Linked DNA regions of Mus musculus: regions 2 and 3 are each linked to region 1. A link is a contact called in ENCODE Hi-C or POLR2A ChIA-PET data. All regions are on one chromosome and are shown on one strand. The core of a region is the stretch at or near the end of the contact, and the rest is flanking DNA. Distances in the headings are between cores, read along the strand shown.

The links. Hi-C counts contacts between places; a loop is a spot of excess contacts on that map. ChIA-PET counts read pairs that join two places held with the same protein, here RNA polymerase II (POLR2A).
Region 2: a map of left cerebral cortex shows a loop between it and region 1 (5-fold over the local background). The contact joins the enhancer-like site here to the promoter of Zmiz1 in region 1. A Hi-C loop is called at or near these places in 5 of 37 maps with a recorded cell type or tissue (CH12.LX, Patski, heart and 2 more). POLR2A ChIA-PET finds 5 or more read pairs at or near these places in 2 of 5 experiments (Patski and embryonic stem cell).
Region 3: a loop to region 1 is called in a map of gastrocnemius, with 4 times the contacts of the local background. The contact joins the enhancer-like site here to the promoter of Zmiz1 in region 1. A Hi-C loop is called at or near these places in 10 of 37 maps with a recorded cell type or tissue (adrenal gland, gastrocnemius, heart and 2 more). POLR2A ChIA-PET finds 5 or more read pairs at or near these places in 2 of 5 experiments (Patski and embryonic stem cell).

What each region holds. Positions count from the first base shown.
Region 1 is chr14:25,457,684-25,460,559 of GRCm38, reverse strand. Zmiz1 (zinc finger, MIZ-type containing 1) reads right to left here and starts at 1,375. Exons shown (of 24, transcript NM_001310666.1): 1 at 1,004-1,375.
Region 2 is chr14:25,418,773-25,421,648 of GRCm38, reverse strand. It overlaps Gm32645 (a long non-coding RNA gene), which reads right to left. Exons shown (of 7, transcript XR_003951092.1): 6 at 627-732. Among named protein-coding and RNA genes, the nearest start is that of Zmiz1os1, 13 kb to the right of the region's middle. Within about 2 kb of position 1,513, at least 1 of the 3 ENCODE cell types and tissues checked has a DNase peak (open chromatin) inside an H3K27ac peak, as active enhancers do; it is heart, where a contact is called at or near this core.
Region 3 is chr14:25,494,927-25,497,802 of GRCm38, reverse strand. All of the region lies in intron 1 of Zmiz1 (zinc finger, MIZ-type containing 1), which reads right to left. Among named protein-coding and RNA genes, the nearest start is that of Zmiz1, 37 kb to the right of the region's middle. Within about 2 kb of position 1,523, at least 2 of the 3 ENCODE cell types and tissues checked have a DNase peak (open chromatin) inside an H3K27ac peak, as active enhancers do; they include gastrocnemius and heart, where a contact is called at or near this core.

The DNA of each region.
Region 1 (2,876 bases), core at 126-2,625:
CGCTCCCGCAGCCTGCACCGCGACACCGAGGCCGTGCTCCCCACTGTTTTCTCCCTGGCCCTGACGCCAGGAATGTGAAACAAGCTTTCTGAGCTTCCCTCCCACAATCCGGACCGAGCTTCAGCTCCGGCCCGGCCCCTCAATCTCCTCCCGGGTCGGCCTCCCACTCCCCCGGGGCCACCGCCGCCGGAGACAGAGAGGAAGAAAGAACACGGGGAAATTACTTTCGTATTTGCAACGCGCGCGCACACACACACAGACACATCTTCCCCTTGGGCTCGCCTCCCGACTGGGGCAGCCCCGGCCAGGCGTTGGCCTGAAAGCCCCTTCGGCTTCCGAAGCCCGAACGAGAAGCCTCGACACATCTCTTCAACGTGTCCTGCTTCAGCCACGCGCCGCGTTTCCCTGGGCTATTCTCCCCCCAAAACAACTTAACCGCGCCCCCATCTCCCATGTACAAAAGTGTGTTCTCCATAGAAATTCGGAGGCACAACTTAACACCACCAACCCTTGCCACCCTAGAATCCAGCGCCTTCCCGGAGGTTCTCCTACGCACACAGGAGCACAACTTCACATCTTTCCAAAAGAGGCAAGGGAGAAGCAGCCAGTCCTTCCCGGGTCCTCTCCTCCCTCCTCCGAATCCGTATCCCGGCTGGCTCCCGACTGATCGGAGCGACGGCTGGGAGGCGCGCCGGCAGGAGGCGGGCACCGAGTCCGAGCGCACAACCGCACCGGCGCCCCGTACACCCGAAGAACCCCGGGTCCCCGCGCTCATCCGGAGCCGCTCTACACAAGCTGGGCGCTCGCTGGTGGCCAGAGCCTCCGCCCCCGGCGGCCAGAGCAGCGGGCCGAGCCTGCACGGCTGGCTTCTTTCGCCCGGCCAGAGCTAAACCTTTAAGAGGAAAGCCCTAGTATAGTACACGGCGCTCGCACCCCGATGATCCGCCGGGAGCGGGTGGAAGCCTCGGTGTTAACGGGCGCTTGGCTCTGTCCCCAAACTTACCGGGCGCTGCGAGCACCACTGCCACCGCTGGAGGACGCGCCGCCGCCACCGCCGTGTAGGGCAGGCTGGAGCCGGGAGGAGCGCAGCGAGAGCGCGGAAATCCACTCGGCTCCGACTCCGGCTCCGGCTCCTCACCGGCCGGGGCTAGGGTCAGCGCGCTGCGCGGGCGCTGCTCGCTTGCTCTGCAGCCGGATCGCTGCTCGCCCGGCCGGCAGCTTGCTCTCCCGGGCGCCCGCCGCCGCCGCCGCTCGCTTTTTTAATGTCCACAGACAGTGAAAAGGAACTCGGCGTTAGGGGGTGAGTAAGTGAATCAACTCGCCCGGAGCCGAGCAAGTTGAAGTGTCAGATTACATTGGCTATTCTATTTCCAAAGGGCCCCGCGCCGCCGGCCTCCCGCAAAAGCCGGCACGGAGTCACGGCGGGAGCGGAGTGCCGCGCCTCCGGCGCGCAGCTCTGCTTGCCTTGGTTCGCTCTCCATCTGCGCGCTCGCTGCGCTCTCCTTTTCTCTTTTCCTTTCCTTTCCGCCTCTCTCCTTTCCCTTCTTTTCCTCCCTTTCTTCTCCGTTCCCAGGTCTCAGCTCTTTTCCGAACCCTGTTAGGCACCGCGCCACCCTCACCCTCCTCTGCTGCTCGTTCACTCTCGTCCCTCTTCTCGCCTCCCTTCGCTGCTCTTTAACGCCCCCCTCTCCGCATCCCATAAGTTTGGAGCGGAGAGACTGATGTGCCTAGGAAGGGATCACATTGGTAGGAGCAAAATTACTTCCAGAAGGCGTACCCCGCTTCCTACTGGTCCCCTGCAGGAGTGCACTGAGACCTCAGGTGCTGTCAGCTATCTGAATTGGGGTGACTGGATTGCTAATGAGACACTGTGTGCGAAACTTCCATGTAGATTTTGGGATTATTCCTAAAACAGGGTGAGAGAGGGTGAGAGGACCCTAACCTTCACTACCACCGGTGACGCAGGGGAGACTAAAGTGCGCCTCCATTGACATCTTGAGAAAGAGCGAGAGGTGCAGCGAGAACCATAAATACCCACTACTACTTGAAGTTAAGAGCAAGGACGCCTTAGTGCCTGGTAGGGAGCGCCTGGGGCGCTGAGAGCCGAGCGCTCCCGCTTTGCAGAGGTGGAAATAACCCAACCAAGCCCACAGCCCAGGGCTGGGCTCCACTCCTACAGTGGCGAAGAGCACTCACGAAGCAGTTAGGTGCGCTCACTTGCGGAGGTTCCCCTCACAGACCGGCCCCCAAGTGTATCCAAGTGCGCACTCCCTTTGGCTCTTGTCCATTACCACTCACACAGAAACTCCTACACAAACGGCAAACGGGTTTGCGCCTACCTTACAGCATGGCACGCATACTTCTCATAGCACGCATGACCCCCTCCACACACTTGTACACACACTTTCCATCCCAGTTATGCCCGTGCACCTGGAGTCATACAATTGAACACACAAATATAGTGTACACCACCCCCGGTACGTTTAAAAACAAAACAAAACACGAGGCATTCCCCCGTGCACTACCTCTCACATTCGCGTACACATACCACACATGTTCCCCTTACTCTTCCACATCCCTTCCTCAACCCCACCCGCCTCTCGATTAGAGGTAATGTAGTCCTAAAGACAACAAGCGTCTAGGCTGGACCCGCGCGCGCGCGCGCGCGCGCACGCGCTCCCCTTCAGGACAGGCGGGGGAGGCTTGGGTCTGAGCCCGCTAGGGACTCCAGGTGTGGCGATAACTCCGTGCTCCGCGTTTTGCAGGCAGCCACGGTGTCGGAGGCGAGGCGAGGAAGGGAGCTGGAATAACAAAGGCAAGTTGGGAAGAGCGCAAGGGGGCGCAGCCCTGGCCGGGCCGCGGGGGGAGCCCTGCAC
Region 2 (2,876 bases), core at 264-2,763, 39 kb after region 1:
CTGCTGCCTCACTGTCTTGCCAGCTTTTCTATGGCAGGGCACTCCCCTGCATGGAGTGCCATACTGGTGCAGGGTGTTCATAAACCTGCACACGAGGGTGCATGTACCAGCATGGCACTGGAGAGGCAGGAACCTGGTCATGGCTCTCATCCCAGGGCACCGAAGTCACAGGCAAATGACCAGTAGCTTGCTTATGGACATCCAGGGAGCACAACAAGGCTGGACCTTAGAGATGTGTCCCATGGGCAGTACAGCCAAGATGACTCCCACATGCATGCAGGTCTCAGCAGTAGGAATCCAACCTGAGACCAGGGAAGAGCATCAGGCTCCGAACCCTGCTGCCTGCCAAGTGGCCCTGAGTGTCCAGACTCACATGGGAGCCCAGGCTTTACTTGGTCCTTGGAGTGTCATGTGCCCCTGGACTGCAAGCTAGGCTCAGCTGTCTGGATAGTGGCCAGCACAGTCAGGCCTGACTCCTGGGCTGGGTCTTGCTGATTCTTCAGCTGTCAGTTTGCCTAGATCCCAGGCCTCCTCTGCACCCCCTTTCCCATTAGATTTCAATAGCCAAGACAGATCAGGAAACCAGGGCCAGGCCTGTGCCTGCCTAGGGACAGGGACTCACTTACATGTGGAGCTGAGTTCTTCTGTCTAGTCTCTGGATTGACAACTCGGGCCTGCCTTCAGAAAATGTGGATACTGGTTGGGCACTGGTACACAGTGCCTCCTCTGTGACTGAGGAGCAGAGAAACATGTTGGAAGGCCTCTACAACCCTAGACCTTCCTCCTCCCCTCCTCCCCTCCTCCCCTCTCTCTCCTCCCCTCCTTCCCTCCTCTCCTCCTCCTCCTCCTCCTCCTCCTCCTTGAGGCTGGATGTTTTAATTGAAGCTGACCTCCGCAGGAGGATTCTGCTTCTACTTACTCTTCCGGCTTCCCTAAGAACTGTCCCTGAACTCTGAGACTTCATGTTCTTGCCCAGGGACCAATGGCTCTACAAGCACTGTGGTTCTCCCTTTCTTCTCTTAGACAGACAGCAGGCTTTGTCTGGTACAGATGTCCTATAGTTTACCACGAGACATCTGAGGGCACGTTACCCAGCTGAGCAGCTGGTAGAGGCAGCCATTGCTGGGGTTTGGTTTCAGCAGTGCCTGATGCTGGCCTTCGAGATTAATCTCAACTCCAGACTCCCAGGCACATTCCGACACATCTCTACTTGCCCGAGCTGGTCGCATTCTAAAATTTGGAATTTGCACCCATCAGACCTGAGCTCCTAGCTCTGGCTGTGTGTCTGCAGACAGACACTACACCTCTCTATGCCTTGTGTTCTCTTATGTTGGGGGAAAAAGAGCCTTGCTCACCCCAGAGGAAGTCAGAGAAAGTCACAGGCACAAGAGCTGCTGGGAGAAACAGCTGTGTTTCGGCTACTGGTAGTCAGGGACTTGCTCATGGGAGTCTTTCCAGGGCCCACCCATGGTCATGATCTTCATTGTCCAGACAGATGGGAGAGGCCAAGAATCAGTCTACAAACACTGATTGAACCAGTTTGGGGCCAAGCCTTGCTATGGGCAGATAGCACTTGGCATAGTGCCTAGCCTATGGGATGTATTCAAAGATATGGCTGCTGAAAGAATAGGTGGATGTGGGCATGGATGTTGTTAGATGTCCCTTGCTCCCAGAGAGGTTACAGTCTCACTGGGTCCTGCTGGGGTATCAGACACAGGGTGGGGATAGAAGAGTAGACTCTGACTCCTTTACTGTTTCTGTATAAGAAAACTGAGCTTGGGAGTGTGACCTTGAAAGACCATGTTCTGCTGTTATATACTATACATATAGTAAGAGGGACAGGTACAAATACCCTTAGACTAGCTACATATGTCCAGGGCCAAGCCCTTCTGTAGGGTACAACACTAGGCCTTGCAAGTGTCCACTGTCTGAGCTGTGCTAACCAGCTTTATGGTGATGATGAGGGACCCAATGTGTCGTTGCTTGTCCTGAGTCTCAGAGGCAGGACAGAACTGGAAGCTGTTTGTGTTGTGCAACAAAGATGGCAAGGAACAGAGGGGCGCAGATGAGCTCAGGGCCCAAAGAGCCCAATGAAGAATCCACTGTGAGAACTGGATTGGATGAAACCAATGGATTGGAGGAAGAGCTGGAGTATATGGTGAAGCTACCTAGAGCCAGAATGTGCTCCATTCATAGCAAGTCCTGTAGCTGTAGCCATGTGCTGTCCTGCACACATTCCCCCACCTCACTGCATCTGCCTGTTGCACTGAGTCCTGCATTCCCTCTTCTTGACTGTGGCTGAGGTCCTGATTCTCGGGATTAGCTGCCTGTTAGCCAGGCTTCAATCAGCACTGGAGGCTGGGCCACTTCCTCCACACAGCTCTGCAGTTGCCCTTGTCTTTTGTCATTCCCGGTAGCTGAGACTGAGACAGCTGACTTCTCGCCCTGCCTATGTGTTCTAGCTTCTGATATCAATTGTCATCAAAGCTCTAAAGGTCCCTTCATAGGCTGCAAAGGAAAAGGTGAAAGAGAAAAATTAGCCTTCCATCTTTACAGGCCCGGAGAGAACCAATGTCTTAGTAGTGCCCAAGGCACTCGAAGGATCTCTTAGGTGTCCCACAGTCCTCTGCCCATGCCTCAATCTGACAAATGCCCCAGGAAGCTCAAAAAAGCCCCAGGCAAGACTTGGGTTCTTTACATTGGCAATCTGTGCTTGCAGATGTGAGGAGAACACACAGCTATTGGTGCTGAGACAGTTAGGGTGAGGGCAGGGAGAGCGTGACTGGGTGGGCAGAAAGGACAGGGGTGTTTTCTCAACACTTCTTCAGAGGGGGAGGGGCAGATTCCCACTAAAGCTGAGTGAGATCTTTGGGGTT
Region 3 (2,876 bases), core at 274-2,773, 37 kb before region 1:
CAGAGGCCATGTGAGGATCCCAGGCCCAGCTGGGCTGCTCAGTCTGACCCTGCTCCTCTAGCCATGCCCAGCACACACTGCTCTTCCCGAATGTTTTTCAGGGCTGTCACTTGCGGCAGCAGAGGCCCTGCCAAGCGTGGATCACACCCTCGGTGGAGCAAGCTGCTGTCTCAGGGAGATGTTTTATGGAGAGGAGAAGTTTACCATCACACCAGGGACTGGAAAGGTTTCACTGGGAGAAAAGTGGGGAGCGTGACTGTGCTATACAATGATGTCTGCAAAGTGGGGAGCGACAAAAGGTCCCTTTCTCAGATACTTGGACCATCATTCAGAAAGGGTGGCCTGGGATTCAGGGAATGTCCCTCAGGTTTCAGGAACCTATGGGGTAGGGGAATGAGTACATCGAGCCGATACAGAGGTGAGACTCTGAAATTAGACCCTGTTCTGCCATCAACTGTCCCCTCCTGGGCTCTGCCTGAACACACAGTGACAGATACTGGGGAAAGCCACATGGCTCCCATGGGACAGGGATGACCTCCAGAGTAGCTGGATACAGCTTGCAGGGAGCATGGAATTCCTGAGGTTGACCCCAATCAACACTGCTCTGTTCACCTCAAGACCCAGAATGACGTCATGCTCCAGCCTCCCTTGTGCGCTTGCCAAAGGTTCAGGGCTCCTGTGTATCCCTGTCATCACCCCCTTCGGGTTGTCACATATGATCTCTTCTCTCTAATTCAGGTTTCACACAGGTGCCTGGCCCTGGGCAGAACTTGCCAGCAGGCTATCTAGAAAGTCTTGCTGACCAGCAAAATCAAGACCCAAATGGGCATAATACCAAACAACTGCTCCTGGCTTTACCTCTGACTTCCTATTGTGAGTTCTTGTCATGGTCAAACTCCCAGTCTCCCAGCTCTTCACTTATTGCTGTATTCACAGAAGTCTCTGTACCCCAGTCATACGACAATTACTCAACCCTTCTGGACTGTCTTGACCCAGGGCCTTTGCATATGACAGTGCATTCTCTACCCAGCCCAATCCTGCTCTCTCTGGTTGTAACTGATGCACACTTTCCACATTACTTTAGACTGAATTCTGGTCACATCTGTTCTGATCTAACTGGGGGACATCATGAATATCAACAGGGCTCCTTTCATCCACACTTGGCACACAGGGTCAGGGTGAGCCTCTAACTTTATTAGACCCCAAACCACCCACCCTCACCCACCAACCAGAACCAGTTCTCCCTCATGGATAACCTGCAGAGGTCTCACAGCAGTTTTAAAAGCTGTTCCCCAGAGAGAGGGTGAGATGCTCTTAGCCAAAAGTAATGAGACTGTATTCTTGGAGTTCCCAAGCCAAAGGAAGGGGCAGGCTTGGGAATTTCCAGGCAAATGCCAACAGAAATTGGCCACAAATGAATCATTAACTTTCAAGTTGAGAGCTCAAGTGCTTGTGCCAAGGTCTTCAACTCTGGACTATGTGGGCCACTTGGCTTCGCTTGGCTCATGACTGAGGCCACCCCTGCCCCTCCTCCACTGGCCATCTGCTTTACCCTGGGGCCTCTGTTCACCAAGAGGCAAGGCCATCTGAGCCAGAGCAGCCCTGGTGGCTAATGGGAGAGGGTTTGCTTTTCCCCGAGACCCATTCCAAACCTCTGTCCTCTCACCCACACCCTTCAATCAGAGTGACCTCTCCAGCTAGCCAAACCCTTTCTGTCCTCTGAAGTCTGTATGCATTCTAGCCTGCCTTCTATCTAAGCCTCGTGACCCCCCAAGCCCCTGCAGCCCTGCTTGTGTCTCTGTGAGGTCTACCTGAATTGCCCTGAGTGCCTGGGACTCATTTCTGCTAGGACCTTTCTCTACTCCTCTGTACCCTTGCAACGGCCAGGAAGCTGGCACCACCAGGGACCCACTGGACACAGGGCTCAGTTGGAATCCCACAGCTCTAAGCCCAGGGACAGCAGTTTGCTGAGTTAATATAAGGCCTGCAGCTCTCATAGGGTTAAGATGGGTGGTGATTTGTTCCCCATCTTCTCAGGCTCCTTTTCGGGGCCTGTGCCCAATTGCCCTGTGGACCAAAGGTAGCAGATAAAGGTGACCTCAGGCTTCAAGTTAGGGGAGCTGGGTGGTACCGAATGCCAGTTCCCTTGTAGCCAGCAAAGACCCAGAAACAACAGCCTCATTCCACAGGATACCACCCTACAAAGGCCTGGACGCCACATAGCTGGTCTAGAGCACAGGCAGAACCTCACAAATAGACATCCTATCCTTGTGCAATGCCATACAGCATGCACTCATCTAGCCACCTGTACAGGGCCACTGAACAGAGTGATGGGTGTCACTGCCTTTTGCGTTCACTATACGTGACCCTTATCCTTCCTCCACTGCATGGAGAAAGACTGCCACAGTAGTGTGAAAGGTGGACTCCAAGTTCCACAAACATTTGGATGGAGCTAAAAAGGAAGTGATTGTCTGATGTCCAGTCAAAGTAGTTGTTTGGGAAGGTGGGCCCAGGCCTCCATCAGTCTCTAATGCCCCCACACTCCTGGGCGCCCAAGCTTAGAGCTTTGACAAGTGCTGTGAGTACCATCTCGTCCATCACCCCACCTTCTTCACAGAGTCCTTTGTCCATCTGGTTTGTTCATCAAAGTGGCCCTGTGAAGTTGGGCATGCTGGTTCAGGACTGTAACTCTGACACCCAGGAGACTGTGGTGGGAGGATTTCAAGTCCGAGATCAGTCTGAGCAAATTATCAATATTCGAGAAAGAGAACACAGTGAAGAGCTCTCCAAGGCAGCTAGTGAAGGTCCTTATCACCATGTGACAGATGGGGACCCAAATCCTGACTGGGAAGGAGCCTGACTTACCCAGTGATCTA